6 separate regions of the Mus musculus genome follow, and all the other regions are linked to region 1. Evidence: chromatin loops called from intact Hi-C (ENCODE). Cell type or tissue: left cerebral cortex. All regions are shown on one strand. Region 1 has its middle 27 kb from the start of Cdon. Region 2 holds the start of 4933422A05Rik (RIKEN cDNA 4933422A05 gene). Region 3 overlaps Cdon (cell adhesion molecule-related/down-regulated by oncogenes). Region 4 has its middle 5.5 kb from the start of Gm1113. Region 5 holds the start of Fam118b (family with sequence similarity 118, member B). Region 6 has its middle 2.7 kb from the start of Gm33838.

The links. Peaks named below come from ENCODE experiments on the same cell type or tissue, not always from the same donor. Only the 100,000 strongest peaks of a DNase experiment are listed, where the experiment ranks them.
Region 2: it touches region 1 in a loop (2.7-fold over the local background); 15 of 42 quality-filtered maps call a loop at or near these places.
Region 3: a loop joins it to region 1, with 7 times the contacts of the local background. A loop is called at or near these places in 7 of 42 quality-filtered maps.
Region 4: it touches region 1 in a loop (5-fold over the local background); 16 of 42 quality-filtered maps call a loop at or near these places.
Region 5: a loop joins it to region 1, with 2.8 times the contacts of the local background. A loop is called at or near these places in 2 of 42 quality-filtered maps.
Region 6: it touches region 1 in a loop (2.0-fold over the local background); 2 of 42 quality-filtered maps call a loop at or near these places.

The regions. Positions count from the first base shown.
Region 1 is chr9:35,422,537-35,427,536 of GRCm38, forward strand. It overlaps a transcript of Cdon not described here. Among named protein-coding and RNA genes, the nearest start is that of Cdon, 27 kb to the right of the region's middle. In left cerebral cortex, a CTCF peak has its summit at 2,434; DNase peaks (open chromatin) are centred at 2,348 and 2,974; H3K4me3 peaks cover 2,029 bases.
Region 2 is chr9:35,280,142-35,285,141 of GRCm38, forward strand. It overlaps 4933422A05Rik (RIKEN cDNA 4933422A05 gene), which reads left to right and starts at 964. Exons shown (of 5, transcript NR_040715.1): 1 at 964-1,065; 2 at 2,396-2,456; 3 at 3,217-3,574; 4 at 4,340-4,609; 5 at 4,718-5,000. It also overlaps the pseudogene Gm5614. In left cerebral cortex, a CTCF peak has its summit at 2,486 (motif pointing right); a DNase peak (open chromatin) is centred at 2,489.
Region 3 is chr9:35,476,783-35,481,782 of GRCm38, forward strand. Cdon (cell adhesion molecule-related/down-regulated by oncogenes) reads left to right here. Exons shown (of 19, transcript NM_021339.2): 11 at 95-298; 12 at 1,169-1,350; 13 at 1,802-1,907. Among named protein-coding and RNA genes, the nearest start is that of Cdon, 27 kb to the left of the region's middle. In left cerebral cortex, no CTCF peak of the experiment used is centred here; a DNase peak (open chromatin) is centred at 2,853.
Region 4 is chr9:35,521,235-35,526,234 of GRCm38, forward strand. No RefSeq gene overlaps it. Among named protein-coding and RNA genes, the nearest start is that of Gm1113, 5.5 kb to the left of the region's middle. In left cerebral cortex, CTCF peaks have their summits at 3,111 (motif pointing left) and 3,315; DNase peaks (open chromatin) are centred at 2,557 and 3,092; H3K27ac peaks cover 368 bases.
Region 5 is chr9:35,265,149-35,270,148 of GRCm38, forward strand. Fam118b (family with sequence similarity 118, member B) reads right to left here and starts at 2,657. Exons shown (of 8, transcript NM_194257.2): 1 at 2,575-2,657. Rpusd4 (RNA pseudouridylate synthase domain containing 4) reads left to right here and starts at 2,733. Exons shown (of 7, transcript NM_028040.2): 1 at 2,733-2,930; 2 at 3,254-3,419; 3 at 4,817-5,000. The coding sequence starts at 2,742. In left cerebral cortex, no CTCF peak of the experiment used is centred here; DNase peaks (open chromatin) are centred at 1,920, 2,626 and 3,157; H3K4me3 peaks cover 2,236 bases; H3K27ac peaks cover 1,498 bases.
Region 6 is chr9:35,307,957-35,312,956 of GRCm38, forward strand. No RefSeq gene overlaps it. Among named protein-coding and RNA genes, the nearest start is that of Gm33838, 2.7 kb to the left of the region's middle. In left cerebral cortex, no CTCF peak of the experiment used is centred here; a DNase peak (open chromatin) is centred at 2,485.

The sequences.
Region 1 (5,000 bases):
GACCACAGAGGGTGGCAGGTGTTTTAAGGGCAGGCTGTTCCCCAGTTGGGCTGTCAAATTTAGGGAACCTCATTAACAGAAAGACAGCCTTTGTGTCCTAAACCAGACACCTTGGGAAACAGGAGGTTGGACTAAAAGGTAACGTGAGATTTTGTCTCAGGCCAATGCCAGGAATGATGAAAGAGGCTGAGTTAATTCAGAGCCCATTCCTCACTGATACTATACCCCTCCAATTCCCAGTAGACATTTAGCAGAGCTCAAGGACTGTAGTCACAAGGAGGTGGGTAGGTGGCTGGAGAAGAGGTGCCTTAATTTTAATATAATTCTAGACATTCTCTTACTTTCTAAATAACTCTAACTTTCCAGTCTCTTTTTAGATGAAAATGTGAGCTATAGATGGTTGAACTTTTAGGATAAGATGAAGGAAAACCTTCAGAAAAATATCAAATTAGTGTTAAACTCGAAATAGCACCTTAGAGAGGCACTGAATACTGTAGTCTCTGTTATGCACATGTTGAAGTAAACTGCCACATACTTTTAGTTATATGAGAAGGATGGAGAAAACCTGTTTCATTTTGTAAAGACGTGCCTTGGGTGTGTGTTTGGCAGTGTGCAAAGGAGAAACATTTATATTTCTATAAAACACACAAATGTATATTGTTTAACTTTCTTGCAAAAACTCGGATACAGTATTTGGAAAATCTTTCTTTGAATGGTTTAATCACCCAGCAAAATCAATTGCTGGAGGTGCTGCGCTATTGTTTGTGTAGTAACTCACTAGGGATGCTTTGATTGACTGCTGTGGTTCCCATCAGCCTCTGCTGTGCAAAGTACTTAAACAGTACTGACTTTCAAGCAGGAAGTACAAAGAACCGGAGGATCTGACATACACGAATCTAGCTTGTGTAGGTTGCTTCCTGCATCTCCCTTACCTCTGGCGGATTTTGCAGGTGGCTTGACTTTTTGTGGGAGGCTTTAAGTTCACTTTAAGATAGGACCTCCCCTATCCTCAGGGCATATATAAAGAGCAGTGCCCAGGGATAGAAACTTGTGTCATAGGGTGGTGCTCCACAGGATCAGGTAAAGTGTAGTAGCTGCTTCTTATGCTCCCCTCTTGTTTTCCCACTTTGTGTGTGCACTCTCGTGGCTCTCTAGACAGCCCCTTTCTGTTTTTCTTTTTAATGGCAGTAGGATTTTTGTTCTTTGGGGTGGTTTCTTTGGAGAACAAGTAGACTAAAATTTGATGACTGTTTCTAAGTAAAATACTAGGGAAGTGATGTCAGGAATTAAACGATATCTTTGTGAAATCAAAAATATAAAGGGTAATGAGTTAGAAAATTTGTTTTAACGTGTGTTATTAGTTAACATCATGTGATCAGCATCTCTACTATGTAGAATTATAGCTAGGACAGTACAGTTACCTACCAGATAGTCATTCTTTAGCTTAATGACATTAATACTTAATAAAAACCAATTCAAATAGGAATTTGAACTCTAACTGTACTTCTTTGAAAGAGTTGTTTTTAATATCCGGCTATTTTATTTGTTTATTTATTTATTTATTTATGACTGATGCTTTTTTCAAGAGATTTTTTTTTACTCACCTAGATTGAATTAGAAAATGTTACATTGTTTTTATTTACACTTTTATATTGTATCCAAACTTTTGTTGTGTAGGTGGCCTGCATCCACTATGCACAGGAGGGGAGGGCTGTAATTGTTTACTGTTAAAATTAAGGGACTGGGCACAAGAATATACTTAACGTCACTTTTAAATACTGGAATCCTGGGTTACATTGAAATGAAAAGCTGTGGGTTTTTTATTGTTGTTGTTTTTAAATCCTTCAAGTTTTCTCTCATTGTTTGGGCACTCTCCCTCCATTGTCAGGCTTAAAACATACAGTATCATTGTCATCTGTCCCTTGAATAATGGTCCTGAGGTGATATTATTAATGTGGCTTTTTAAAATCAAACTAATTATACTTGCCTAAAAGAGCCACATGTGTGTGATTCTAGCTGCCTGGTGCCTTTTGAGAGCCCTGGAGACAAGCTAGTGAATAGAGCTGAAAATTCATGCTGTATTTGATTAAATGGAACAGACTCGCTGCTCCTTACCCCAGCAGGGGCTGTGAGATCTCTTGATCCCCGAAGCGGCTCCTAGACCCTGGGAATTCCATTAGCGAGCACCTGAGGAATTTCTGCCCTGCAGTGCCTTTTTTGTATGTGTGTATGTGTATGCGTGGAGAGGGAGCAGCACTGAGTAGTGAATGGGAGGGGGAGTAGAGGGGGCGGAGAGCAGGCTGCATTAGAAGGCTCCATATGTTAGCAGATCTAAAATCAAGGCATGACTTAACAGCTTATCTTGTAAGAGAAAAGCCCAACCCAAAGGCAGACTGCTAGTGGGGACTTTATTACAGGCAGGGCTGTGGTGGTGTGCTTTAGCACTGAAGCGAACCCTAGTGTAAGCACAGAGAGGCGCTGCTTTCTGCTCTCCTTCTAAGTTCAAGCGTATACATATTTGCAGCCTTGGTAAGTTTTTTTTGACTGCTCTTTGGATGAATATGTGAAAGGGTATTACAGTGTGCTTTTGCCTGTAAGGGCTGGTGTATTGTGTAATAATTTAAAATTTGAGAGCAAAGTCAGGCTTTTAATGGCAAGTCAATTGCCTGTGCAGAAATGAAATGCTTGTTTGAATGGGCATATTTTAGTTTATAGCTTTGTTTCCATATGATCTTGTTATGCTTCTTCTTCTTATAGAGTTTAAAGTCATTTCGTCTCTCATTTCTGTTAGCATTTAAAACGATTCTGTTGGCTTTCTAGTATTTTGAGCCATTCCGACTTGCCAGCAGCCCCAAGTAAATGAAAATAGAATTTCCAGAACCATTCTGGAGCAGATTTGTGGAGAAGCTTTGGTGTATCTCCTTCTGCCCGCCTCTTGCTCTGCCCTCCATATACTTTGGGAACGACTTTTTTTCAGCTTCCTAGCCCAGTTCCTTTTTTGTGTACTTTTCACAGAGGACTGGTTTGGAGTTTGTGGGTAGTATCGTTAATTGATTCTCATCTTCTGGGAATGTGAATCACAGAGTGAACAGTTTTCAGCTCATTTTGAATGTGGGGGCATGCTTGATGGCTGCTGAGATATGTTTTATTGCTATCTAAAATCGTGTAGATAGTGCTGTTCTTTTCTTCCCGTTCCCATGTAGCCCTGTACCAGGTTCTTACAATACCACATGTTTAGAATATCAAGAATCCCCCCTTTGAGAACATGTTTACTTCTTTTCCTCTGTCACCCCGGACATGCCTTTTAAGAAGTAGATTAAACTCTGAAGTCAGCGCCTGTTTGCCTTCACGGTTTAGTTGCTGTATAATATATTTTGATAGCCAGGGATAATTAAAAAACAGACAAACAAAACACCATTATAGAACATTTTGTTCTGCTGTATATGAGTTGGAATATGAGTAGGCGCTTTCAATTCTTGAATGTCAAGGATGTGCCGTTGAATAGAGAAAATGAGTGTGTAAGCTGCTTACGTTATTGAACTTAGGTTACACATTCTGCTCCTTTCCTTGCTGGAAGCTGTGGAGTTGATCTTATTTTTATGGTACTGTAATAGAAATTGAATTAAGGGGTTGACATGGAACTTGCTTTTCAGCTACTCCTCTTATTGTTTATGTGAGCTTAGGCAATGGTCTTGACCTAGCCTTAGATCCTTTATCTGTAAAATGGGGATTAAGTGGATAGGATATCTTCCCTCAGTGGGATTAAATGAGTAAAGGAAAGTAAAACATTCGGCAGATAGTAAAACTTCTATAAATGTTAGCTGCTGTCATTTTTATAGATTCCTCCAGCGCCTGTTTGTGTGTTACTTTGGTCCAAAAATGATTCCTTTCAAGTTCTAAATAAGGAGGAAGTCTTGTAAGTTTGTAACAATGTGTCCCGTGTAATTGCTACAACCTCATCTGTTAAATAGTTCTTCAACTTCCACTTGAGACGTAGAAAGCAGGTGGAAACAATGTGTGGAGCTTTTTCCAATCTAGGCAGAGGTGTGCCCAAGGGTACACTCCTGTGTGCAGCAGGTAGCCAAATGAAGTTAGGTAAGTACATTAGGTAAGCACTGTCCCATCTCTAGCGCTCCAGTTGCATTCAGTTGTCTAGGGAGTTCTTCCTCAGCCTTCCTCTCCCCCTGCAGCCAACAGCTGTGCTGCTGATCAGTTTTGCCATAGGGTCAATTTGCCTGTACTTGAACTTGGTGAAAGAGTCATACAGTGGCTGCATTTCTGAACGAGTCTTTATCCCTGTGCAGTTTACCCATGCTGTTGTGTGCAGTACTTATTCATGTGTTTCAAATTGTTATAGTCTTTTGTGTGTTTTGAAATTTATTTTATTGGCACCTGGGGTATATGGTCACTGGCAGAAAAAAAAAAAAAGAAGAAAAATAGCTTTAGAAAAAAAAAAAAACCAAAAAACCATGACTTTTTTTTTTTTTTAATAAATGTAACACTGAGTTGGAGGTAACTCAGTTACCTTTGTTTCTAATTCCATATACCAAATCCTCTGATACTACATTCATTTTCTTTTCTTTCTTTCTTTCTTTTTCTATTTTCCTGGAGGTGAAGGAAGGAGCTTCAAGATAGAGAAGGGAGTATATGAGCTAGGGTATGGTTTTCCTGTTTAGGATGAAGTTCCTTGATCAATACTTAGAATTTAGCAGAAATAACCAACTCAACTATAGGGTCCTGCTCGTTGGGTTGGAAATGTAACAGCAGAATGTTTACACACACAGATGTGACTCTGTGTGCAGAGACTGCTTTTTGATTTAAAAGAAAGTCTATCAAAAATTGAGGGGAGTAGAGCTAAGATGCTCTGCCCCGGGAGACGTTGAAGAACAGGGCCACACAGTTCTGTTGTGGAGAAGAGTTCTATCCAGTCTGAACAATCTCCGTACGTTGAGACTCTGTTTATGCTCGTTGAAATTCCTTAATATGGGGAATGAAATTTA
Region 2 (5,000 bases), 140 kb before region 1:
GCACATAATTTAAAAATGAGAACTTGTGATGGGAAATGCCAAAAAGCTGCCCAAGTACAGCTTTGTTGTTAGCCTTCTATGAGATATGTATCTGTGCCTCTGAGAAGTACTGCAGAGTCTGGAGGGGCAGGTGGCTCACCCGAAGCCCACTCTGAGAGCAGTAACTTGCCTCTTGGGTATGTGGGATTTTTTTCAGCCTGGGAATGTTCTACCTAAGCCCACAAATCCATTTTCAGCCTTCAAACTACATGTGTCTTTACATCTGATAACTGGGTCTCCTGCTCAGGGCTTCAAGAGCTCCTTCTATGCCTTCTCATTTGATTGACATCCAGGCTTTTAGAAGGGTTCTGGGCAGACACCCTGCTGAGCTCCACTTTCACCTGCAGATCCAGGTGAGCTTGGCACCCTCCTCCTGTGTGCTGATGACAGTTGGTCTTTTTCCTTGGTTTCTCTGAGCTCTAGATCCCCATGTGTCTCTGCCATGGGCATGATGCTCTTGAAGCTCCGCTATAGCTCTCTCACATCATGTGTTATGTATGCCAGGAAACATTTGTGAACCCCCGAAAGATCACCAAGGAGCTGAATCCAATGCAGTTGCATTAGCGTCTCCTTATTCAAGCTGGAGCTTGGGCTCCCAGGCATCCCTTGCACAGTAGGAAGGTGGAGCCCTGAGCCTAGTTTTAGGCAAGCATGATAGAAGCAAGAAGGGACTATCTGACTGGGGAGCCATTATAACCTTTAACATAATTGGCTGGTACTGGGAACCAAATCATAAACTTAACTTCTGTTTTCTTCCTGTTTGGTGGTTGCTAAGAAGTGAGGTGTTTGTTAGGGGCAGGCTTTTAATCTGGAGAAACAGATTTGTTGGGGAATAACTTGGAAACTGGTACTAGGCACAGGTCTTGTGGAAGGGGGTGGGGGTGGGGTTGGAATCTGGTAACCTGGAAACTGGTGCTAGGTGCCAGTTGGTTAATAACTCACGTTCAACCTTAGGTTAGGTTTTCTAAGATGGAGTCTGAACCCAAACGATTTGGTCTCTCACATGCAGACTGGAATTGAACCTAGGTCATGTAGAAGGACAGCTAATGCTCTTAACCCTTGGGTATCTTTCCAGCACCCTATTTTTTTTTTTTTTTTTGAGGAACATCCATGTTGATTTGATTTCCACTCTGAATGCACTAATATATATTCTCACCAGCAATGATTATAGATGGTAGTGAGCCACCCTATGGTTTCTGGGAATTGAACTCAGGACCTCTGGAACAACAATCAGTACTCTTAATCACCGAGCCATCTCTTCAGCCCTGCTTTCCCCCTTTTCATCTTTTTTTTTTTTTTTTTTTTGTAGGAACCATCTTTTATTGGGGGAGGGCTCATCAATTCTTCTTGGCCGCCAACTTCCTCATGGCTGCCAGCACGTTGCTCAGCTCCTCCCGCTTTCTCTTGGCGCGGATGTGCGTGCCCACTCTCTTCTTGATGAACTTGAGTGCGCGCTTGTCCTTGGACACTTTGAGCAACTCCATGGCTCGCCGCTTGTAGGGCGCGAAGCCGCACACCTCCCGGATCATGTCCTGCACGAACTTGGTGTGTATGGTGGGGCGCCCACGTCGCCGGCTGTGTCTCGGCTTACTGACATTTTTTGTCACCTTGTGGCCCTTGTTGAGGCCCACGGCCATGGGGTAGCACAGAGCCATGGCTGCTGCTCTCCGATGGCGGCCGGGACAGGAAGCTTCATCCTTTCTTTTATTTTACAATATTTTAAATTTATTCATTTCATACATGAATGTAAGATATTTTGATCATGTTCTCCCAGCATCCCCTTCTTTTATTTACTTCTCACTCCCAACAGTTCTGTCTTTCCACTCTCATATCCTTTTTTCTTACTCTTCTCTCATATATAACATCTCAGCCATAGTTTCCCCTTCCTCTTCTCCTCCCAGTCCCTCCATCCCACCTCCCTTCTCCTTCAGATCCACCACTCCTAGAAAGCATCAGATTGTCTTCCAAGCAGCAAGGATGAGGGTCTCAAAGCCCACCCCTACACTTCCTCCAACAAGGCCATGCCTAATAGTGGCTGCCACTCCCTGGGCCAAGCATCTTCAAACCACCACACCTTGTAATATGAAGGTGTTCCTGTGTGGATGAGTTTATTTTGTCAACTCTTCTTTTTCTCAGCAACTACTAACTAACACAAACCATAGATACTTGTCCTTAAAGCTTTGAGACTGTCTACCATCAGCACTTGTAAGTCTCCCAGACCTTTTGAGCTCATTTCCATGTATGGGGTAAAGAGGGAGTCTAGCCAGGCAGCTGATCGTCCTAAAGCCACTTGTGGGGAGAATCTTATTACCTCGTGGTGTTGTTGTGACAAAATTTTCTTTCGTTTTGTTTGAAGGTTACAGTGGATTGAATTATAAACAACGTCATGGGGCAAGATTTCATTTTATGATGACAGTGTAAGTGAAGTGAATTGTCTGATACTGCCACCAGATGGCAGTAGTGCCCCATATTTTGCCTATTTCTTATTTCCACTTCCCCAAAAGTGGGAATAGGTTTTAACCAAATACCAAATATCCTCCACAAATCATTCTTTGTCTTTCTTGCCCTCTTGATGAACTTGACTTTGGCCACTCCAGTGCTGTGACTCTTGTTCCTCTGTTATTGTTTTCTTGGCTAGCTTGAGCCTGACTTTTCTGTTCCACGGTGAAGGGGTGAAATTCGTAGGGAGAGGCCATGCTTTGGGTTGCTGGGGAGGATGTGAAATAGAATTCGATTCAGACTCAGCGATAAGAGGTTCATGATATGAAAAATGGAGAGTTTGATCCAGCTGGTCTCAACTAACAAGAGGCCTGGCAGGAATGTGTGCTCACCGCAGGGCTACAACAGCTTAAGCCAGAGATCCCGGTCTGGTCTCTAGCTCTTGGCTAGTTAACTAGGGCTCAGGGTCTAACAACTTGCCTTGTCCCTCAGTCACATGTACTAGTTGGTAGGTAAGTATGATCTTGACTCATTAATATTATACAGACAAATTATTAGTTTGTCATCTAGTAAATAGCCAAGAGAAAATAAAGGTGATGAGTTTGGAAGGTCCTGATCTAAGGATGGGTTTTGGGTGAGGAAGTGAATAGGAAAAGAGGCCCACTCCCTCCTTTTGCATTGCTTGCTGGGTGAGGAAGGCCCTCCAGGCAGGCCTGCCTCCTGTGCTTCTCTCCACAGGATCTTTGTTGCTCTAAATGCCAGTCTGACAGGAACTTACGGATCCTCAGCTCTTCAGGTCTTTGCACCTCCCAACTTCTGCCTCTGCAGACCTTTGACCCCTGGGTTCAGTGCTACGGGTGCTTTCTCTTCTGCAGCTGGTCAGATGGCCCCAGGGCACCCAGAGAATGCACCGGAAACCCAGGAGTTGGACAGCAGCTTCCCCCAGCACAGAGCCAAGCAGAGGCTGACTCTGACCTGAAGTCTGCGCCCCTTTCAGCACTCTGGGAGCTATTACCACCTGTCCATCAGCGGCATCAAGGAGCCAGGAGTGATGACCTGGACAGTTCAGACTGTGGGAAGAGGTCCGCGCTTTGATGTGAGCCACAAGGTCAGGGAGGGAGCAGGAGGTGAGGGGGGCTTCTGTGGAAGACGCCAGTCTGTCTTCATCACCCCTTTCATCTCTTGATTCTCTGTGACCAGATTCCTCCACCCCCGCCTCGGGATTGCACTAGGCAGCATTGTGGGATTCCTGGTTCTAACACCAGTGCGTGGTCGTGCATGGTAGCCAGACCCACCTGCCTGTTACAGTGGGCATAAGTGGTTCACAGTGAGCATTTTATGCAGGAAATACCCAAGTCTTAGAACCAGAGAAGACAGTTTCCCCTGGGAAGTGGAGCATCGCCGTGTATGGAGGGGGTGCTGTCTTGGACACTGCAATCCTTTACCTCTGCTTCTAACAGGCACCTACTAGGCCTGATCGCACACCAGCAGTTGCAAGGGAATCACCAACTAGAGAGGACCTCCACCCTCACTGGTAGAGAGAGAGGTGGGGAAGGAGATAGGACAGATATGGGGTAGGGGGTGGGAGTTACCACTAGGAGCCAACCCTTTCTCTGTCTTAATTTGTGTGTGTGTGTTCAAATATACGTCTCATGAGTATGGGTGCTCGTAGAAGCCAGGTTTAAGATCTCCTGGAGTTAGTTAACAGTTACAAGCTGCCTGACCAGGGTGCTAGGAACCTAACTTGCGTCTTCTAGAAGAGCAGAAAATGCTTTTAACTGCTGAGCCAACTCTCCAATATCTCCCTGGTCCTTTTTTAGTTTAAACCAGATTTCCCTTGTCTCCTCCTTCTATGAATTAGGAAGAAAAGCCAAGAAGGGAAGAAAGCTTATAGGGCGTGTGATCTGAGTGGAGTCTGGCTTTCCTCACTCACCAGGACCTGAAAATGAGCAGAAATTGGATTTCAGTATTTGGCATCCCTTACCTGTTCAGAACGTTCTAAATGTACTAGCTTGCCTAAGGCTCTCAATAACAGCTGTGCAAGGAATATACTATTTCATTGAGGGGAAACACAAAGCCCAAGAGGGGCCAAATGGTGTCTTAAAGCCACGTCTGTATGCAGCAGAACCAGGTTTGTACTCATTTTGGAATCCTTGTTCTCAGCCTTGTGTTGTCCTGATGATCCAAGTGTTGTAGGAGCTAACACAAGTTTCTTGTCATTTCTTCCCCATCTTTTCAGATCCCAGCTTGTCACTGGCTATGCAGAGCCCTGAGCAAACATGGAGGTGTGTGGCCAGAGCAGGAAAGAGCATCATATCTATCATGGCAACAAGCCAGTCATGTCTCTATGTCCATACTGCTGCTAGCTGGCTGTGCCACAGTCTCTCTTGGCCTCAAGGTCCTTGTCCATCAAACAGGAAGATGAGACAGAGGCTATGATTTGTGTCTCTGGATAATGAAATCCCTGAGGTCTCTTTTATTTCCAAGACCATAAGTTTGGTAGTTAAAATTATTTATTTAGG
Region 3 (5,000 bases), 54 kb after region 1:
CACCAGGTCTGGAATTACCTACCCCTCAGAGGATTTTAGGTTATTCCTGTCTCTGACATCATGGTGACGGAAAAATAAGTGTTCCAATTTTCAGTCCCAGAGGCACCAGATCGACCTACTATCTCTATGGCGTCGGAGACCTCAGTCTATGTCACCTGGATTCCCCGAGCAAATGGTGGCTCTCCCATCACCGCCTTCAAGGTGGAATATAAACGGATGAGAACTAGTGATTGGCTGGTAGCGGCTGAAGACATTCCTCCTTCCAAACTCTCTGTGGAAGTTCGTAGTTTAGAGCCAGGTAATAATGCTTTGTTGTTGTTGCTCTTGTTGTTGTTTGTTATGATAACAATTTATTATTTTGAAGATAAAATATGAAAAAAAAGTTATATCAACTCTACCCATTCATGCACAGTATATATTTTGTTATATTTCTTTCCAGCCTTTTTTCCCTCAGTGTCTTTATATACCTTGGCATCTTGTCATAAATACAATTTCATATGCCTCATTTTATGTCTAACTTTGTAAGTGTATCATACTTTGCTTAACTATTCTTTTTTATTTTATTTTATTTTATTTTTGGTTTTTTGAGACAGGGTTTCTCTGTATAGGCCTGGTTTTCCTGGAACTCACTCTGTAGACCAGGCTGGCCTTGAACTCAGAAATCTGCCTGCCTCTGCCTCCCGAGTGCAGGGATTAAAGGCGTGCGCCGTTATTTCACTGGTGGAAATAGAAGCCAAGGCCCTGTCCATGCTAAGCATGCACTCTACCTCTGAGCTACATTTCCACCCCTTAACCAGTCTCCATTTCTGGATTTTAAATTGCTTTTCCAATCCCAATTCCTGAGTCTATTAAAAATATTATTTGTAAGAGAGAAAAATGTATAAATAAGCTTACACTTTTTGATTGGGCTCATGGCCATTTTTGCCTTTGGAATCTTGAATATGCACAAGTGTTGTAGATGTCTGTGTCTAACTTAGCTGGGAGAAGGCAGCAGTTTTAGATATGGGTGGAACCAAGTAACATTTTCTGAACTGAAAGCTTTCCAGCTTTGTATTTGGGTGATAAAGAAACTTGGTTTAGGATTTTAATTTATTCTTTAGATGCATCATAGCCTTGTTACAATTTTTTTTAAAATTATATGTGTTTTGTTTTTGCCCCATCCCCCAAGGTTCAATATACAAATTTAGGGTCATTGCTATCAACCATTACGGTGAGAGTTTTCGGAGCTCAGCATCCCGTCCTTACCAGGTGGCCGGCTTCCCAAATCGTTTTTCCAATCGCCCAATAACTGGACCTCACATCGCATACACAGAGGCTGTTAGCGACACTCAGATCATGCTGAAATGGACGGTATGTGAGCGAACACCTTCTTGGTGAGATTTCATGTCAGCAGCGTAGTGTTCTTATGGTGTGATGCTTGAAGCTGTTGAACATTTAATTGCAGAGAAATGGACAAGCAGTGAGGTTTGTCTGCAGCACATAAACTAAGAGACAGGGTTAAAAATGGCACCACAGTTTCTTCTGCTCTCATCCAAATGGTGCTAATTAACATTTTATGCTTTATTCTCTTTGAACCAGTGTGCATTTTTTTGAAGCTAATGAAGTGTGTACCATTTTATTTTTATTCAGTTTTGTAGTAAGCTAATTGCTCATATACCTTTGAATATCTCTGAATCAGGTTTAAAAAATGGTCACTGCATATACTGCAAAACAAAGCAAGAAAAACGTTGCCATACAGATAGGGAAATTAGGACATCACTTTTATTTTTGCTTCTGACAAGTCTTCGCTTCTGTTTTCTAGTATGTTCCATCAAGTAACAATAATACTCCCATTCAAGGATTCTATATCTACTACCGGCCAACAGACAGTGACAATGACAGTGACTACAAGAGAGACGTTGTGGAAGGTGAGTGTTTTGGTAAGATGGGGAGGTAGGCTAAACATCACAAACCCATCTTCACGGGCTAAGACTGGGTTACACATGAGCTGGTACATGCTGATGGATTTGTTTCCATGTAATCCAAATTTCCCAGTCTCCCCTCTCCTGCGACAGTGCCCTGATTTTGTTGCAGAAATAGTTATAATAAAAGTATGGAAGAAGATAATTTGTCAGTAGTTCATCTGAAAAAGATTTTGACTTTGTTTTTTACTTTTTTAATGACCAGTGATCTGAATGTATAAATCCTTTGGAACTTCTTACTAAATTAAAAAAAAAGAAAAAGTCTTGCTCAGTTTGTAGACCGCTATACTCGGACGATCGCATATCAAGCATGCTACCCACCTTTAGAAATGTCGAGGAGTTGGAGTGTTTTGTAGAGGAAACAAGCAGCAGCCCAGGTGTGAAGGGTGGCAACACTGCTCCTTGGCTGCATTTCCAGTACAATCTCGAACGCTGCCTGTGGCCTGGTAGCCTCTGTGACCACTGGCCCACGTCTCTCCCGCAGCCATGTCTTTTCACAGGGGATGTTGACCCCAGCCTCGGGTCCTCGATGCAGGATAGTTCCTGCTGCCCACCTTTCCCCTTTCCTAATGCTTTGCATAGGTATTCTCACACTCCTCTGTTGGAACTTTGTGTGCTTGTTCTCAGACCAGATCTTCCCTGAAGTTCTAACCCAAATTAAACCCTTTGTGCTTATTTCACAGCGTTTGATCGAAGTCTAGATATATGAGTATTTGAAATTATATATTTTTCTTACTAAATGTGAACTTACTTTAGGCGTGGGATCTTTGTTCCCTCTACTGGATTCCCAGCTCCTTCAATGGTGAGGCAATCAGTATTGGATGAGTTGACGGAAGTGTGAATGGAGCCCAAAAAAGCAATAGAGTGTCTGCGGATGGGTTGGAAATAGGAAGCAACATGAGAGCGGGGTTCAAACTGGCAGACTTCTGTGTGGGAGGGAAGCTGCTTCAGTCCAGACAGATGGTTATGAGGAAGTGATGGTTATAAGGAGGAGAATTTTCTTATATAAAAGTCTAGGTTCCCTCACAGTGTAAAAGGTTCCTTGGGTCTGGAAGCCTCGAGTATAAGCCGGATGCTTCATTCTTGGTACTATTTTAGATTGGGATTCTTGGTATTAGAGGAAAACTTCTTCCAAGCTCTGTTGTTAGTCCAGAAGTCTGACCTTTTGAGATAGTAAATGTCTTGGTTGGATGATCATGTGCTTCGTATGTGCCAGGCCCTGAGTTCTATCCTGTATATACATACATCCCTGTGTATACATATTTATACATGTGTATAAATACATATTGTAGCAAATCTTGTCAGAAAATTGCGTTGGGCCTAGGATTTGCCTTATGACTTCCTGCCATTAAGTAGTTTTTAAAAATCAATTTAATTATGCTATCTCATATCAAATATTACAGCATTTTGGGGACTTTATTTTTTATATTTATGAGTATTTTGACCACATGTGAATCACATGTATGCCTTGTACCTACAAAGGTCAGAGGAGGGCATCAGATCCCCTGGCACTGAAGTGTGGATAGTTAGTTGTAAGCTGCCATGTAGGTGCTGGAACCAAACCAGGTCCTCTAAAAAAATGATCAAGTTTTCCTCATTGTTGATCGATCTTTCCAGCCCAGGTAGGATTTCTTTTAGTACATATTCAATGGAGTTACTTTTGTAACATAATAAAAACGTTATAGACATGACTCTGTTTTGAATGAAAGAATGGTTCTTTCTCTTTTTCTGTAGCTTTCAGTGGCAAACTTGTTCTGTGCTCTCAGAAGTCAAGGTGGTAGCCATCTTGGGGGAGAGAAGGAAAAATGAGGACAGTGGGGTGCAGCGGTGTTCTCTTGGTGGTCTAGACATCAGGGCCTTGGAGGTTTGCTTTGTGAACATTCAGTGCAGTGTACTTAGAGTGTGTGTCTCTTCAGTTTGCATATTTTCTGTCAATCAAAAGGCTGTTCGAAAAAGCAGAAAGATAATTATGACTTCTGCATTTTGTTCTGTCCAAGTCTTTGTTTTAGTTCAGATGATTTAGAAGAATGGGGATATCAGATTTTTATTTTTAAAACTTTTGACATTGGTTAAACATTTGGCATAAGATGGTTCTAAGCAGAGCAGATGTTAGGTGACACGAGCAGCTGTCTGTGTCTCTCCTTCACCCTCGCCTTCCTTCTTTACCTTCTAGGAATCCCTGTGCATTAACGGTTTCTAAACTGCTCTTTAGAGGAATCTGAACTTTTCCAAACCTCCGTGATAGGAATGTGAGTCTGGGAAGAGCATTTAACAGCACATCATGTATAGCGGTGCTCATGGATGGGAGTCTCTCTTAGTTCTCAGCAAGCTTGTTTATAAATGTAGCACACTGAGCAGTTAGATGTTTAAGTGGGATCCGCTGTGCTGTGTAATTTGCGTATTGCTTATTTTCATTTCGAAATTCTTTCTGTGGCAGTTGGAGCTATTGGTTTATTCTTCCAAAACCAGGAACAAAATACTTCTTTTAAATATGTACCTAAAATTTTCTTAAAAGATTTGGATACTTATGTGTGTGTTGACCAAAATTTAGCGCCCCCCCCCCCTTTAATGAGTCCATTATAAAGACTACAGTAAGAACACTTATATTTCATACGCTGTCTGATCTTCTAATTCTTTGCCACATTTAGATAACTACAAATGTTCTCAGCTTGACAGTGTTTTTCTGTGGAGTATCTTTATCTTGTTAAGTGGAGTGGCAGGGACACCGGTGTGTAAAGCTTACTCTGCTGTGCAGCTCTGAGGGGGATGCTCTGCAGAGGGTGTACACTCACTGATGGGGCTTAGACCCAACAGTGCACATAGCTGCCTCACTCATCAAATATAAACACTCCTTCTCTTTACCAACCTATAGTGTTTGCTGTTGGAAAGATTGGACACAACAATAAAATATAAACCTAAGAAGGTGTAGATTGTAACTGTTTTCTCCTAAAAACAAGTCAGAAGCTTAACCCACTGTTACTGGTTCTCTGAAACCTAACTAGTTCTTTGGCTCTAATGGAGATGCTTGTGGATGGGAGG
Region 4 (5,000 bases), 99 kb after region 1:
CACCTCTTAGAGACAACTGCAGACTCAGCCTTTTGTGCTGTGTGCTTTAACCCAGCTCTCTTGCCTGTCGTAAGCATTTTGGAACGGGACTCTGCAGTATCAGGGCTTTAGAGGCAGAGTGTGGAGGACAGGGATGGCTGGAGCAGGAAGTAGATGCTTCTGGAAGTTGATAGCTTTTCCATGTGCACCTTTTGGAGGCTAACTTGGGCCCCTGGGGACACCAGCAGGAGACGAGCTGAAGAGCCGGAGAAGACATGGGTCAGAGGCTGCACAGTCAGCATACCCTTGCTGTGCTCAAAACGGAGAGAAGGAGAAAGAGGGACAGAGGACCAGCTAGGGTCACTGATCAGACACTTTGTAAACTGTGCCTCGGAGACTGGAGAGGAAATGAAGGAGGCCCTAGATGGAGTGGCGGGGAAGGAGAGATGAGCAGGTCACAAGAGGAAAGAACAGAGTTATTGAGGGTGTGACAGGAGCTAGCACACCTGCTGGGGCTGTGGGAAAGAAGGTCTTGTTTCTGGTGCCAGAAGTGTCTGGAAATTAATAACCTGCTTCGCCATTCCAGGGGCCTCTTCACAGCAGGCATTTCCTGGGCCGATTTATGTAAAGTTTTTCCTTTCTGTTTTTAACTTACATTAAAAATAAAGAAATATGTATTTTTACACATGTAAGTTAAAAAGAGGTAAGGTTAAAAAGGTGATTACAAGGCTGGTGGGTAACTCAGTGCAGAGTATGTTTAGATTATGCAAGGTTTTAGGTTCTGTTCTCAGTAAAACACACACACACACATACACACACACACACACACACACACACACTTTATTCATTTTTCCTGTGTAATCACTTATTAGATTCAGAAAATTACTGTTATTTTCATTATGTGATGTAATACTTCATGAATATGTATTGTGCTCCTATTTGAAAACAAATATTAAAGTATTCATTGATCAAATATAATAATGTATTTTATATACCTAATATAAAGTCAATTATACTTCAGCCTTCTGTCCAGTTCTACACTGCCACAGTTCTACATTACTACATTGAAAGTCTGAATTTGTGGAATAGCTGTGTGAGGTGTGATGGGGGAGAGTAAGGAGCAAGGCCTGTCGGGGTGGTTAGAGCAGAGATGAGATTTTCTTCCTCAGAAGTCAGGAGGCACCAGGATCGGATAACCCTAAGGCAGGTGTAGCCCAGGGGCTGAGAAGTGAATGCTACCCTTGATGCATAGGTCTCACCCTAGGCAGGGAGGAAAATGTCAGCAGCCTGGATGGAGATTGGGGAGGTGGGATAGAATTAGAGACCCCCCCCCACTTTTGTTGTGCCTCCCAAATTTCTTAGTTTACTGGCACAGAAGAGCAAAAATGGTGATTTAGAAGAAGTAGTCTGGGGCTGGAATGTTTAAGACTAAGGTGCTGGCTGGGTGGTGGTAGCTCACACTTTAATCACAGTACTTGGAGGGAGAGACAGGCAGATCTCTGAGTCTGAAGTCACCCTGGTCTACAGAGTGAGTTCCAAGGACACCCAGGGCTACACAGAGAAATCCTTTCCTGGAAAACCAAACACCAAAACAAACAAAGAAAATAAAAAAACCAAACAAATAAAAGATCAAGGCATTGGAAGGCCAGGATGACTGGCTAGGTCTGCTCTCTGTTTCTAAGACTGTGCCTTGATGCTTCTGTTCTGGAGGGGACAAGCACCATGTCCTAATGTGACAGATGGGCCAAAAGGAATAAGCTCTTTTCACCAAGGACACCAATCCCACTCCCAGGGAAGGACTTCTGCTTTTTAGAAGTCCACTCCCTAATTAACGTTGCCCCAGCAACATGTAACTTTTGAAGAAACAAACCTCCTAGATTCTGGTGGACATTGGAAGGGAGAGGAAGCCCCTGGGAACAACTCTGATTTTAATGAACTAATGAAATGTGTATTTCTGCACACTTGAGTTTGTAGAGTAAGAGTCACTGTTGTTGTGATTGGCATTGCTCTTGTTACTATCAAACAGATCATGAGCTGTGACATTAGGTCTCACTGGCTGTTAGGTGCTGCTTGGTGCCAACAAAATGTCTAAGTTTCCTTTGCCAGCCTTCAGCTGCCAAGTTATTCCCTGGATTTTTCCTAGATAAAAGCAAGAAGGGACTTCTCTTAGGCCTGAGGTGACAGTATGGGGACAGTTATTTTCTGTTAAAAGGCCTGTCTAGAACACACAGGTTACACCTGAATTAAATCCAAACAGTATCTCTGTGTGCAAACCAGAGGGGGCATCTATCAAGACAAGCCCTCAACCTTTGACTGTAGGCCAGGCACCTGGGATCTGTGGAGAAATCCAGAGTCCACAGAAACCTCCAGCTTCTCTCTTCATCTTTCAGCACTGGCTGGCTTCCCTCTCCTCCTTTCAAAGCCCTCCACCCCAACCTGGCCCGGTGTTCCAAGTTTTCTGGCAAAGGCTCAGGAAGGAGTAGGGAGTTCCCTGAATTTCTCCATAGGCTTCAGGGGGGAGACTTGGCAACTGGGAATTGTCAGCCGTCTCCTTGGCAACTAGCAGCCAAATAATTCTGGGAATGGAGGCGGGAGGCGAGCTGTGTGCAGGGCAGCCAAGAGAAGCAGCCTCCAGCTCCAGAAAAACCTCAGTTCCTCATTATTTGTGCCAATTGGATCCTGTCGGGAGACAGAAACCAGGCACTAGCTGAAAAAGAACATTTAGCATAAAGAATTGATGACAAAGCCCAAGGTTAATTAGGTAAGGGGAGGGTAACCAGAGAAGGCTAAAATATGGGGAGGCTACACCTGCAAGGTCACCTTCTGCTCTCGGGGCTGGAGAAAGCCGGGAAGTTCTCAAGAAAGGGGCCTCTGAAGAGGGGACATACTCAGTTGGTGGTGGGGTCCTGGAGTGAGAAGGAAGGGCTTGTGTACCCAGACCTGGAGTCTCTTGGGCGGGAGTATAGGGGTGGATGTGGATAGTGGGGTCCACGATGATGTTACAAATGTGGAAGGCACCTGATGTAGGACGGCCAACCACTGCTGGGAGGAAGGAGGCACCATTTGGGTGCTACTCGCTGGGAGCACCAATGCTTGTCTAGCCATCCACTCCAGCCTGCACACGCCCTCTAGTGGCTGAAGCCAAAAAAGGAGTAGCTGGTAAAGCAGAAATAGGTCTACAGGGTTGAAGCCTGTTAAAAGGGTTATAAAGTGTTACAAAGCTGAATGTAGAGACTATAAGCTCGGGGCTGGGAAACAAGAGCCTACTATTTGCCAAGGGCCAGAAAGTTGGAACTCCCAACCTTGTTGCTTATAGAAAAAGCAATACTTTTCATCAGGTTTTGGTTCCCGAAGAATCACATGAGGAGGTATGGAGAGTATGGGCCCCCACCCCCAGGTCCCACCTCTATGGCCTGAATCTGACTTCTTTGGAATGATTATTGAAAGTCTCAGGTTCTGACAGCTGGGAAGAATTCAAACTGGTTTTACATTTACTTATTCAAAGATTTTTTTTTCATTTTAAATTGTGTTAGTGTGTATGTGTGTGCTCATGGTGCATGCATGTATGTACATGTGCCACACATGAATGCAGGCACCCTCAAAGGTTAGAAGTGTCAGCTTCCCCTAGAACTGGAGATATAGAGAATTGTGAACTGCCTATTATAGGTGCTAGGAACTGAACCTGGCTCCTATGGAAGAGCAAGAAGCGCCCTTACTTAACAGCTGAGCCACACCCAAATATATCGTGTGTGTGTGTGTGTGTGTGTGTGTGTGTGTGTGTGTGTGTTTGTGTGTGTGTGCATGAGCCTGCACCATGGCATGTGAAGATTAGAGGACTAAACTATACTAACTATAATAAAACTACAATATTACTAACTATGTCTGCGTTTAAAAAGTAGTTGAGCTTTCTACCTCCTATTTTAAAGAGATGCAAGATTTAAATGTAATATTTAAAACATTTTGTGAGAAAACAATGCTAGGAGACTATACAATCTACTATACAATCTAGATTCTGAGATTTTAACAAAATAGAAAATCTGGACTCTATAGAACAAAGGGAAGATAGCAGATATAAATAGAGCATAGAAGATATTTTAATATATATCATGAATAAAGGGTTCACATCTATAATACAAAATGTAGTCCTTACCCATCCATAAGAAAAAAAAAACATTACCTGGCATTTAAAAGGGCAAAAGATGAAGAGTCCCGGAACTGACCCTGTGCCAAGCTCTCCATACCCAAATCCTACCAGGAGAGAGCTGATTTCCCAGGAATGCTGACATACCTGAGAGCACAGGTGAGACCACCACTTCTTCTCTGAGGGACCTGTCTGGAGCCCTCAGGACACAGGAACTGAGGAGCAGCCTGGGACAGAATCCTTCCAGTTTCCATCTACACCTGGAGCTGACCCTGTGCCACAGCTCTCTATACCCAAATTCCACCCAGAGAGAGTTGGTCTCCCAGGAGTGCTGACACACAGGCTTACAGGAGAGACAAGGCACAGTCAGAGACAGCAAGACTAGCTAACACCAAAGATAACCAGATGGTGAGAGGCAAGTGCAAGGATATAAGCAACAGAAATCAAGGCTAGTTGGCATCACTAGAACCCAGTTCTCCCACCACAACAAGCCCTGGACACCCCAAGACACTGGAAAAGCAAGACTCTGATTTGAAATCACATCTCATGATGATAATAGAGGACTTTAAGAAGGACATAACTAGTTCCCTTAAAGAATTACAGGAAAACACAGGTAAACAGCTAGAAGCCCTTAAAGGGGAAACACAAAAATCCCTTAAAGAATTATAGGAAAAGACAACAAAACAGGTAAAGGAATTGAACAAAACCATCCAGGATCTAAAAATGGAAATAGAAATAATAAAGAAATCACAAAGGGAGAAAACACTGGAGATAGGAATTCTAGGAAAGAGGTCAGGAATCATAGATGCAAGCATCAGCAACAGAATACAAGAGATAGACGAGAGAATCTCAGGTGCAGGAGATACCATAGAAAACATTG
Region 5 (5,000 bases), 160 kb before region 1:
AGGTTCTTTATGTAGTTATGTAAATAAGCTGTGTTTGACTAGATCTGTAAAAGTGATGGCCCAGTAACAATGTTTCCTTCCTTGGGCTGAAGAAAAAAAAAAAAGTTTGGACAAGAGGTGTTTCTAATCAAAAAGACAAGATGAAATTGGTCAGGAAGTAGACAATGCCCCAAATAGCTCTGGTTGGAATTTCTCAAATGAGGAAGAGGAAAAGAATACGGGTTTGAAGGAAAGAAGGAAGTGGGTGCATGAACTGTTTTGTTTTGACACAGTCTCTCTATGTAGTCCTGGCTATCCTGGAATTTGCTATGTAGAACAGGCTTAACTCATGAAGATCCCCCTGCCTCTGTCCCTGAGGGCTGGGACTAAAGGCATGTCCTGCCACACTAGGCCCTAACTCGACTTTAAACTGTGAAATGCCATGATTCATGGGAGAAGCACTAAGGAATCCGTAACTTTTGTAATCAAATGAAGAGATAAACAGCAAACCTGAAATCTTTAAATTCTTCCTAGAAAATCTCGGACTAAGCCTTTTCCTCCCAGTGACTGTTGTCTTTATTTTCAGGCATTATAGAGTGTGCCTACAACTAAGATCACAGCTTTGTGTTGCTAACAATGACATCTGAGTTGTTTTGTTTCATTTTGTTTTTCTTTCTTTCCTGCCAAAGAAGGCCAATTCTGTAAAAACAAATGTTAATTCTTGAACAGTGCAAAAAAGGTAAAAGTATAAATATTTTTCTCGAAATTCTTCCAAACCATAAAGGTTCCATACCTAATATAGGAGTGTAATTAATGTAATGATGTGATTTTAAATCCTGATGTTCATGTCTTGGGAAAAGGGGCTTTCATGTGACTAACACGTGATCCTCAGCAGTTCAGAGACATTAGAACATGGAACTGGAGCTTATCAGAAAGGATAATTCTTTTAGAGTGGAATTTCTCAAATTTTATATAGGTGTTCTACTTGTGAATTTATTGGTGAGAGGGGACAAAGCCACTAATAGAAGAAACAGTGTTTCCCAAACTGTTCCCATGGAACTACATCCAGATCACTTATCTTATTACAGAAATACAGACAAGTCTTCCCACCATTCTCTACCTTCGTTCTTCACGTCAAAAAAAAAAAAAAAACTGACAGAAATATAACTGTTCAAAATGTTCATAAACAGACTGGGTGTGTGGGGGTGTAGTCTTTTATTCTAGCACTAGGGAAGCAGAGAAAAAGGTCCATGAATTGGAGGCTAGTCTGGTCTACAATGTGAGACCTTTAAGACAGACAGACAGACAGACAGACAGAAAGCAAACAACAACCCAACCTAACTCAGAATCACTGCAGCCACATAAAATATTTGTGAGCTTACTATATTAACAGGTTTGGGGATGAAAGAAGTCCTCCAGTAATTCACATCACACCTTGACTGTATAGCTGGTAATTCACATTTCAAGGACAGTACTTAGCAGGGGGGAAAAGACCGCGGAATGGGACGGGGCTTCATTAATGATCATCTACATTACAGCAGCCTAGTTGGTTTCCCGGATATACTTTCCTTTTTGATCTGTCCTGCTTTGTATTGCCACATTCCTCTCTACAATACCACTTGCAAGGGATTTCTCAAGAAGTTTCAAAGATCCAACTATCACATGAAGTTTAAATTCTTCAACTTCTAGTCTTCTGAGGCTATTCACCTGTTCAACTGTTTCACATGTGGTTTCCTTCTGCTAATTCATTTTGGAGGGAGAAACACCCAAGCCTAATTCAACTATTCATTCTCTAACTGAAATGCAATCTGGCTATCTTGAGGGAAGAGTCACTAGTTCTCACGACATCCCTTCAGCATCAGCTTCCCCAGCAAACGGCATGCGCATCCCAAGGTGTTTTCGAGATTACCATTCCAAAACAGCTGTTCATATTCCCAGCTGCCCTTTGGCGATAGGAGAGTCGTCGTTTGCAGTTCGGGAGTCTCTTGTAGGAAAGGGAGAGAGAGAGAGAGAGGGTTCGACGGTTTCAAGCTATGGAAGGAAAGACTAAAGGAGGCAAAGGGGGAAAAGCTCTTTACTTTCCTTGGGAAGAGTAGATAAGGGAAGAAAGAGGAGACCCCAAGAAACGAACTCTAGAGAAAGGTCAGTATAAACCCGTAGCGCTCTCGAGGTAGGACGTATGGGGCGGGGGTCCTGGATGAAGGAAAAGAACCGTCATCTTCGGGAGGACTGGCTACAAACAACGCGAAACAAAGGGGTTGGCAGTCGCAAAGCGGGAGGTTGGAATATGAGAGATCTGGGGATCTCCGGAGGACGAGCGGCAAGAAAACGAGAAAGAACACCACACGTCCCTCTGAGGACCCGCCGAGGACCTGGTTGCTAAGAGGGACCAGACAGGTGCCGGTAAAGACTGAGGAGCAGCCAGCTTCACTTCTAAGGACGCGGGGGCGGGGAAGTGTTTCTGCGTGGAGTCGTGCCCCGAAGCGAGACACGCTTGCCAGGGCAGTGCTCTCCAAGAATGGAGATCCGGGCCATGCGAAAACCGTTGGGGCACCGGCATTTCCCAGCCCTCGCCTGGCTTCCCCACACACTCACCGCGTCTGCTCCAAACGCCACCGCTCCAGCTGCAGCTACCGGCCGGCGCAGCCGCACTGAGCGCGCACCGCCCCACGTGACCCGTAGGCTACCTGCCCACGTGATCAGCAGGGCCCACCCCCCCCCCCTTCCTCCTCTCCGCGCTGTCCGGCCCCGCCCTCGCCAAGATGGCCGCGCCCTGCTTGCGTACGCCTGGTGTCCAGCTTTTGAGTATGAGTTCGCGTCCCGGGAGATTGTTCACTCCCGGCTCCTGGTCGTTTTGTTCCAGCGCTACTTCCTCTAGGCCCCTGAATGCTCAGAGATTGGCAGAGAAGCTCCGAGCCCAGAAACAAGAGCAAAAGGCAAAGGAAGTGCGGGTGAGTCTAGAGAGACTCAACTTCCGAGAAGCGATGCTCTCACGGCTTTCTTAGGTGTGGGGTGTGGTAGGCAGGTCCTGTAACAGCAAGTACATCAATGTTGAGAATATTCTGTGTGGTAGTCGGAATACCGCACTTTTGCTACTGCCAGACCCACCGCGTGGGTATGCAGATAAGACAGATGGCTATGTATGGTCCCAAAGGAAACATGAGTCAAATTATACAGTACAGTCATTCCACGGATTTCCACCTAAATCGCACTTAAGGCCATTCCCAGCGCTTCACTCCTTCATTAAGCTTTTTCCACCTTTCTCTTTCCTTAGGTGCCTACAAACCCCGTTCAGCGGAGAGTGCAGGAACTAGTGCGATTCACACAGCAGCTGCAGCGAGTTCACCCCAATGTGCTTGCTAAGGAACTGAGCCGAAGGATTCTCCACCAGGACAACGACCTCGTGGTCATTAATAAACCCTATGGTCTCCCTGTCCATGGTAAGAGCCATGTGGGCTAAGGAGAGAAACCTGCTGCTGCTTCCTCTTCCATCTAGGGTCACCCCTGAAGCTTTATTCATGAGACACTCTTGAATTCAAGTTAATTAAACCTTATTATCCCATGTATGTGACTACTGGTAACAAACCAGTGTCTAGTCCCCACTTGCAGATACCTGACAGTGAGCTGTATGCAGCCTCCCACAGGAATTATTGCAGAGAGATACAGAAGCTCAGTTCTGCACTGTGGGCTGTGTACAGCCACCCACAAGAATCGATGCGGAGAAATACAAAAAGTTACTTGCTAACTGTTATTTTCCATCAAAGTGGTTAAAACAAAACAACAACGAAAAAGGAGTTGGGAGCCAGTGTGCGACTGCCGCCCCAGGTCTAGGGGAGGATCCGGTGTTCATGTTCAGATCAGTCTCAGCAGCAGCAAAACTTCATTTCAAAATGAGAGAGGTAGAGAGACAAGGCTGGGAAGAGGAAATAATACACACGGTTGCGGTACACAGTAACCCCAGAGGGACTGGAACTTAATAGATGTCCTGATGCTGCTGAGTGTTCTGATGGGGGACGGCTGAAGTGAGTCAGAATTGAAAGGGAAAAAAAAAAAAAAAAAAAAAAAACATTTGTCAAAGGTCTGCAGGAGGAAAGTAAATATTTTAGCAAAAAAAAAAATATTTTAGTTGGAATAAATCACTCCTTTGGTGGCAGTTCCTCTAGGTTTCGTAACGAGTTCTTGCCTTACTATTTATTCTCTGCTTAAGTTTCTAGTTGTTGAGGATAATTTGTTTCGGGTATTTATATTTTATAGATAACAAAGCTGGAAAGGTCAGATGGTGAATACAAATAGTAAAATCCAGGGATGTCTGATCTTAGCCCATCATCTTTTTTGTTTGTTTGTTTTGTTTTGAGAAGGGGCTTTGTATAGCCCTGTCTGTCCTGTAACTAACTCTGTAGGCTTTGAGCTCATAAAGATCTCACTGCCTCTGCCTTAGGAGTGCTAGGATCAAAGGCATGCACCGCCATCACTCAGCTAGAGCTCATCTTCTTAGCCTCTCTTCTAGGGAATGCTTCAGTGAAGCCTCTCAGGCCCACAGACTCTGAAGAGAAAGTCACAGTGTTTCCCAGACTTATTACTTGAGAGCCCTTGGGGTGCTTGTTAAAATACAAGTTCTGAGTTTATAGTCTGGAAATGGTTGGCCTGCATTTCATTTTATAGCTAAGATCTCTGGGCCTATTAATATTAGTAATCCTCACCATATTGTTCATAGCACAACTGTAGAAAATGGAGACAATTGTTTGTTCTGTCAAGATTGAAAGGTGATTATTATCTCAAGACTGAGAGATTGTTCTCTCAAGAAGAGTTCTCCAGCCTCTGGCTCTTTCCTCCGTAGGTGGCCCAGGAGTCCAGCTCTGCATCAGTGATGTACTGCCCATCTTGGCAAAGATGCTTCATGGCCACAAGGCAGAACCTTTGCATCTGTGCCACCGTCTGGACAAAGAAACCACAGGTGTAATGGTTTTGGCTTGGGAGAAGGACATGGCACATCAAGTCCAGGAGCTATTTAGAACCCGCCA
Region 6 (5,000 bases), 110 kb before region 1:
CAGGGTTAGTTCCAGTACCTCAGATACCAGAAGTCTAGAGGGAATTCCAGGTGGGGGTCTGCTAAGACATTTGTTCTCTTTCAACAGAATGTGCACTGAGCACCTCATAGTGCTGAACACAGTAACAGGTACCAGGGACCCACAGTCACCTCTGAAGCTGAACCCTAAGCAGCAACCTTACCCAACAAAACTCCACTTCAGAGGAGTTAATAGGCTCAGAGTCACCTATGCAACAGGTACCAGCCATTTGGTTAAAATCAGAATACGGGCTCTTTACTCCCCTGCTTTTTTAACCTACCCTGACTGGATGAGGAGGAGACACAGAAGGAGAAGTTGCCTAGGCAGGGAGAAAGGGAGAAAATCTGCACAGAGGAAAGGACAGGTGCCTGAGAAGGTTCAAAGAAGAGAAGAAGTCATAGTGCACGTTGTATTTCATTTTTGATTGCTATAGTAGGATACCTGATGCTGAACACTTTACAAAGAAAAGAGATTATTTAGCTCAAGGTTTTGGAGCCAGGCCCTGAAGATTTTCCAGGATATTAAAATCCCGGTGACTTTTCTTCTAATTGCTCAAACAGCTTAATTAGTATGTTTGCAACACACCTTTACTAGTGTCACCACACTGATAGAAATGAAACCCAGAGTTGCCAAGGGGCCTGAGTGCCTGGATCTATTTGGAAATGTTGAGATACTTTCCTGAAGTGAATTGGGACTTAAAGGATGGGCAGAAGCTCTCAGATGAAGGAAGATGGGTATCTAAAACACACACGTGGAGATCCTGTTGAGTCTAGGTAATGGTGGAAAGTTCTGAATGGTAGCAACTGAGATATGCCAGTGTGGTGGGGATATGGCTGGAGGGAGTTGGGAACAGGGGACTGGCTGAGGAAAGCTGTGAAAGCCAAGCCAAGGACCCAGGTCTTAGGGTACCACTTCTTAAGTCCATGGCTCCCTCTCACAGCATCTGGACACTGCCTTCTTACACCAAGGCTCTTGGAAGTTTTCTCTAATCTCTTGTTCTTATGAACAACCATATCTAAATTGTTATGGATGTAGGAAAGATTTTGTTAATGCTTAAAGCATTTATTTATTTGTTGCTTTTGAGATAGGGTCTCATGCAGCCATGACTAGTTTTGACTTTTTAGGTAGTCAATGATAACTTTTTTCTATTCTTTTTGTTATTTATTTATTTGTTTATGTTTGAGACCAGGCTGGCCTTAAATTCACTATGTAGCCCAGGATGATCTTGAATTTCTGATTATTCTTCCTTTATCTCCCAGTATTGGCTTATGTGGTTTATTGTTGGGTATTGAACCCAGAGCTTTGTGCATTCTGTGTAAGCACTTTAGCAACTTAGCTCTGTTCCCCAGCCTTGCTTGAAGCATTTTAAAGGAAACCTAGTTGGTTCAGAAGGTTCAGAAGGCATTACTCTAATTCCTTTACTCTTCAACCTATTTTTAATATCCGATCTGTTTTTGTGGATTCTTCAAGGAATAAAAGAATTCATCACTTTCCGTAATACAAGATCCTCATATTCTTATGCATTCACCAATGAAAACATGTACTGGACTTCCAGGGTGTGAAGTCTGCAGCCAAGAAGAACTAAAAGACACATTCTTTGACCACAGCTTGCTCATCTATGAATGTAGGAAAGTGGGAAGGAAAGGCAGTGATGGATCTGTGGACATGTGTATTATTCAGCACAAGGGATTCGGAGGCACATGGATCCCAAGTTCAAGGACGGCCTTCTCTTTGGTCTGGGAAATACATTGCCTCTCAGAGAGCACTTATTCCATGACTTTGCACTTGTTGGTGTCCATGTTTGTCTCTCTGACAATAGATTGAGCACCTTAAATAAAACCACAAAAGAAGGGTCCTTTTTCTCAGGGTGAATCCCTGAGCCCAGCCTCATGATCTAACTCATAACTCCGTTCAGTTAACGTAGTGAGATTGATACATGGATAGTAAGATAATGAGTTTCCCTTAGATGTTCAAAGCACATAGGGATTCCTATGGACCAGAAGGGCCATGTTTGAAGCATTTAAGAGGACGTGTAAGCATCACTTATGAGATGCTTAGTTTCTTGGGGTGGGGGGTGGAAAATAAGAACCAAAATAATGAGGTTGGAAAGTGGTAAGTTGGGGAGGAGAAAGGACTCTCATGATCAACCCTGGTTAATGGTTTGCAGGTGGCAGCAGACAGACTCTGTTCTCCAACATGAAGCACAATGGATTCTCTTGGGCAAATAGACCATGAAATTTTAAAATTTGAGACCAGGTGCTGGGCCTAGGGACCCTGGCTCATCCTGGGTGTTCTCTTGGGCACTGGAGAACCAGATGATTCTCTGTATTTTTTTTTCTGGAGGTTCCCAGGGCCCTGCTCGCCACTGGAGCCTCTGCCCCGTTCTGAGTCAGTCCTTTCCCTCTCAAATTAAAACAGCTAATTTTAGACACTTCCTGATTACTCCTAGCTGGGTCTCATTAGCAGATTGAAAACGGGTTGGAGCCTCAGCTGGAGAAGAAACAACTTTCATTGGTCCTGGTCTGTTTTCCATCTCCACATTGCTGTTGATGTTGGCTGCCTTGGAACAAAGCAAAATGAACTCCTTCCAAAGAGAGTGGACCACGGGCTTCTGGCTGAGAGCCTGGGGCCGTGGTAAGGGGTGAAGGAACACATGTCCGATCGAACATGACCACTGCTGGTGGAGGGCACATGTTTTCTTCATACTACATCTCAACAGTGCATAGGCATTCATTTTTCATGTATATATTCATTCAACTTTTCAACTTAGCATATGCCAGGCTCTGAACTGCCCCCGTACTCCACTGCTTACTATATCCCATGCTATAAGTATACAAACGTGTTCAATGAATACTTTGCTAACCAAGATCTCACAGTCAGGTGAGTGCAATAGACTACCACATGCCTGCCAACAGATGTAAGTCATGTCAAGGTTCAAAAGTGGAAGGATATACAGCAGTATGGTATAACAGCAACGGACATTCACTGCATCCTTATGTCCCAGGTTCCATCTAAGGATCTCACATTTGCTAACTCACTCAAGAACCCAATGAACATAGACGAGGACCACCAAACTCAGTAGGAAGTGAGAATCAGGTAACAGATAGATCAAGAGTAGGGAGAGTCTTCCAGGCAGATGGAATGTGTATGCATTAGTCTTTACTGTCAGCTCAACATACCCAAGAGTCACCTGGGAAGAAAGAGCTTCAACCAAGGAGCTGCTCAGATCAGAACGGCCTGCAGACAAGTCTGTGTGGAACTGCCTTGATTGATGTGGGAAATGGTGGATGGCACCATTTCTGGAGAGTGGGTTCTGGGCTGTATAAGAAAGCTGGCTGAGCAGAAGCTAAAAGCAAGCCAGCTAGCAAGCAGCATTCCTTCACGATCTCTGCTTCAAGTTCCTCCCTCAAGTTTCTACCTTGGCTTGCCTCAATGGTGGATTTGGATCTGGAAGTGAAAGCCAAGTAACCCTGTCCCTTTCCAAGGTGCTTTTGGTAAGCATTTGTCACAGCAACAGGACACAAACAAGAGCAATGTGCAAAGATGTGACTGTCAAGCAGAGGGCGGGGAACCAGACCCCTCTTCCTACAATTCCTTTTTCTCTTGCCATAGGAAAAAAGAGTCATGCAAATACTCTGTAGTTGGTTGGACATCTTGATTAGAAGGTACATTTCCATCATCTCCAAGGCATTTTAATTGCATTGAGAATGGGCTCCAAAAATCTTGCCCTAGTGGAATTGCATCTTATTCAGTAGAACCACAGTGAGGGACCTGTTAAGACCTCTCCTCTAACTGCTCTCTCTCCCTCTCTCCTTTTCCTGTTTCCACAAATGGTCCCAGCAATGTTTGTTCCATTTTTAGGCTACTCTAGATTCTCCTTTGACATTGTTCTTCTCCCTCCACTAACAGCTTGTCTCCTGGTGGAGTGGATCATTTACATTTTTTCTCTCTTCTTTTGCAGTCCCAGTTATCATGTGTCTGTTCCCAAGTGGGATGTGTAGTGAAGGATATCTCTAACAAATACAAGAAAAATCACTACCATCCTCAACAGCATCCATCATCGTTGTCACTATCCCCCTACTCAGCATCAGGAGCAGTGGCATCACCATCATCACCCTCATCAGCCACAGCACCAGTCTGAACAGGACTGGATACCACATAGAGCTCAGCACTCCCTTATCCCCTTCTGTCTAACAATCTGGTGCCAGGAATTGAGATTAGTGTAATATGTTAATGGAAGACCTAAATGATAGTATAGGGCATACAGAAGAGACACTGCTAGCCTAATTTGGGTTATGATGGGCTGGAACAAAAGAGATATTCAAGTCTCTGAAAGGACATTAAGGTCCTACCTAGTGACTTTATCAATCCCTAGTCAGATAGCACAAGACCCATGGCACTCCTGGTTTTGACTACCACTCTTCAATGACATGAGGTTACTTCTTGGCTGCAATCTCAAGGCAATGTGGCCCTTTCTCTTTCATACATCTTTCTTCTTTTCTGTGCATCCTTTCTCCTAAATCAGGAGCATAGGAGTTGGCTAGCATGCATCCAGCCAGAGGGAAAAGGACAGTGCCTCTCAAGGAAGCCTCCCTATGCACCGTGTTTTGCTATACAATGATCCTCTCCAGAACACTTGAAGCCTAAAGCCCTTCTTTTTTAATGGGAACAAGAGACTCGTAAATACCAATGCCAGACTCCCTTGGAAGCTCCTGGCTCAGCTCTTGCCTCTGGGCTCCCAGCCATAGGAGTGTCTCCCAAACTGCTCTCCCTCCTAGCAGCCTCCACAGGATGACCTCTGGTTGTGCTGAGCACCCTAGGCTCTGGCCTGCCTGAGACTCCCTCCTGCTTGCGATGCTGTGGATTAGCATCTCTGAGCTGACTATAGCACACAAGTCCTTCTGAAACTTGGGTTTAGAGTTGCTTGTCCAGCATTTGAGGGAAGGTCTAACAGCTAAGATTTTGGAACACTCCCAGGGAGC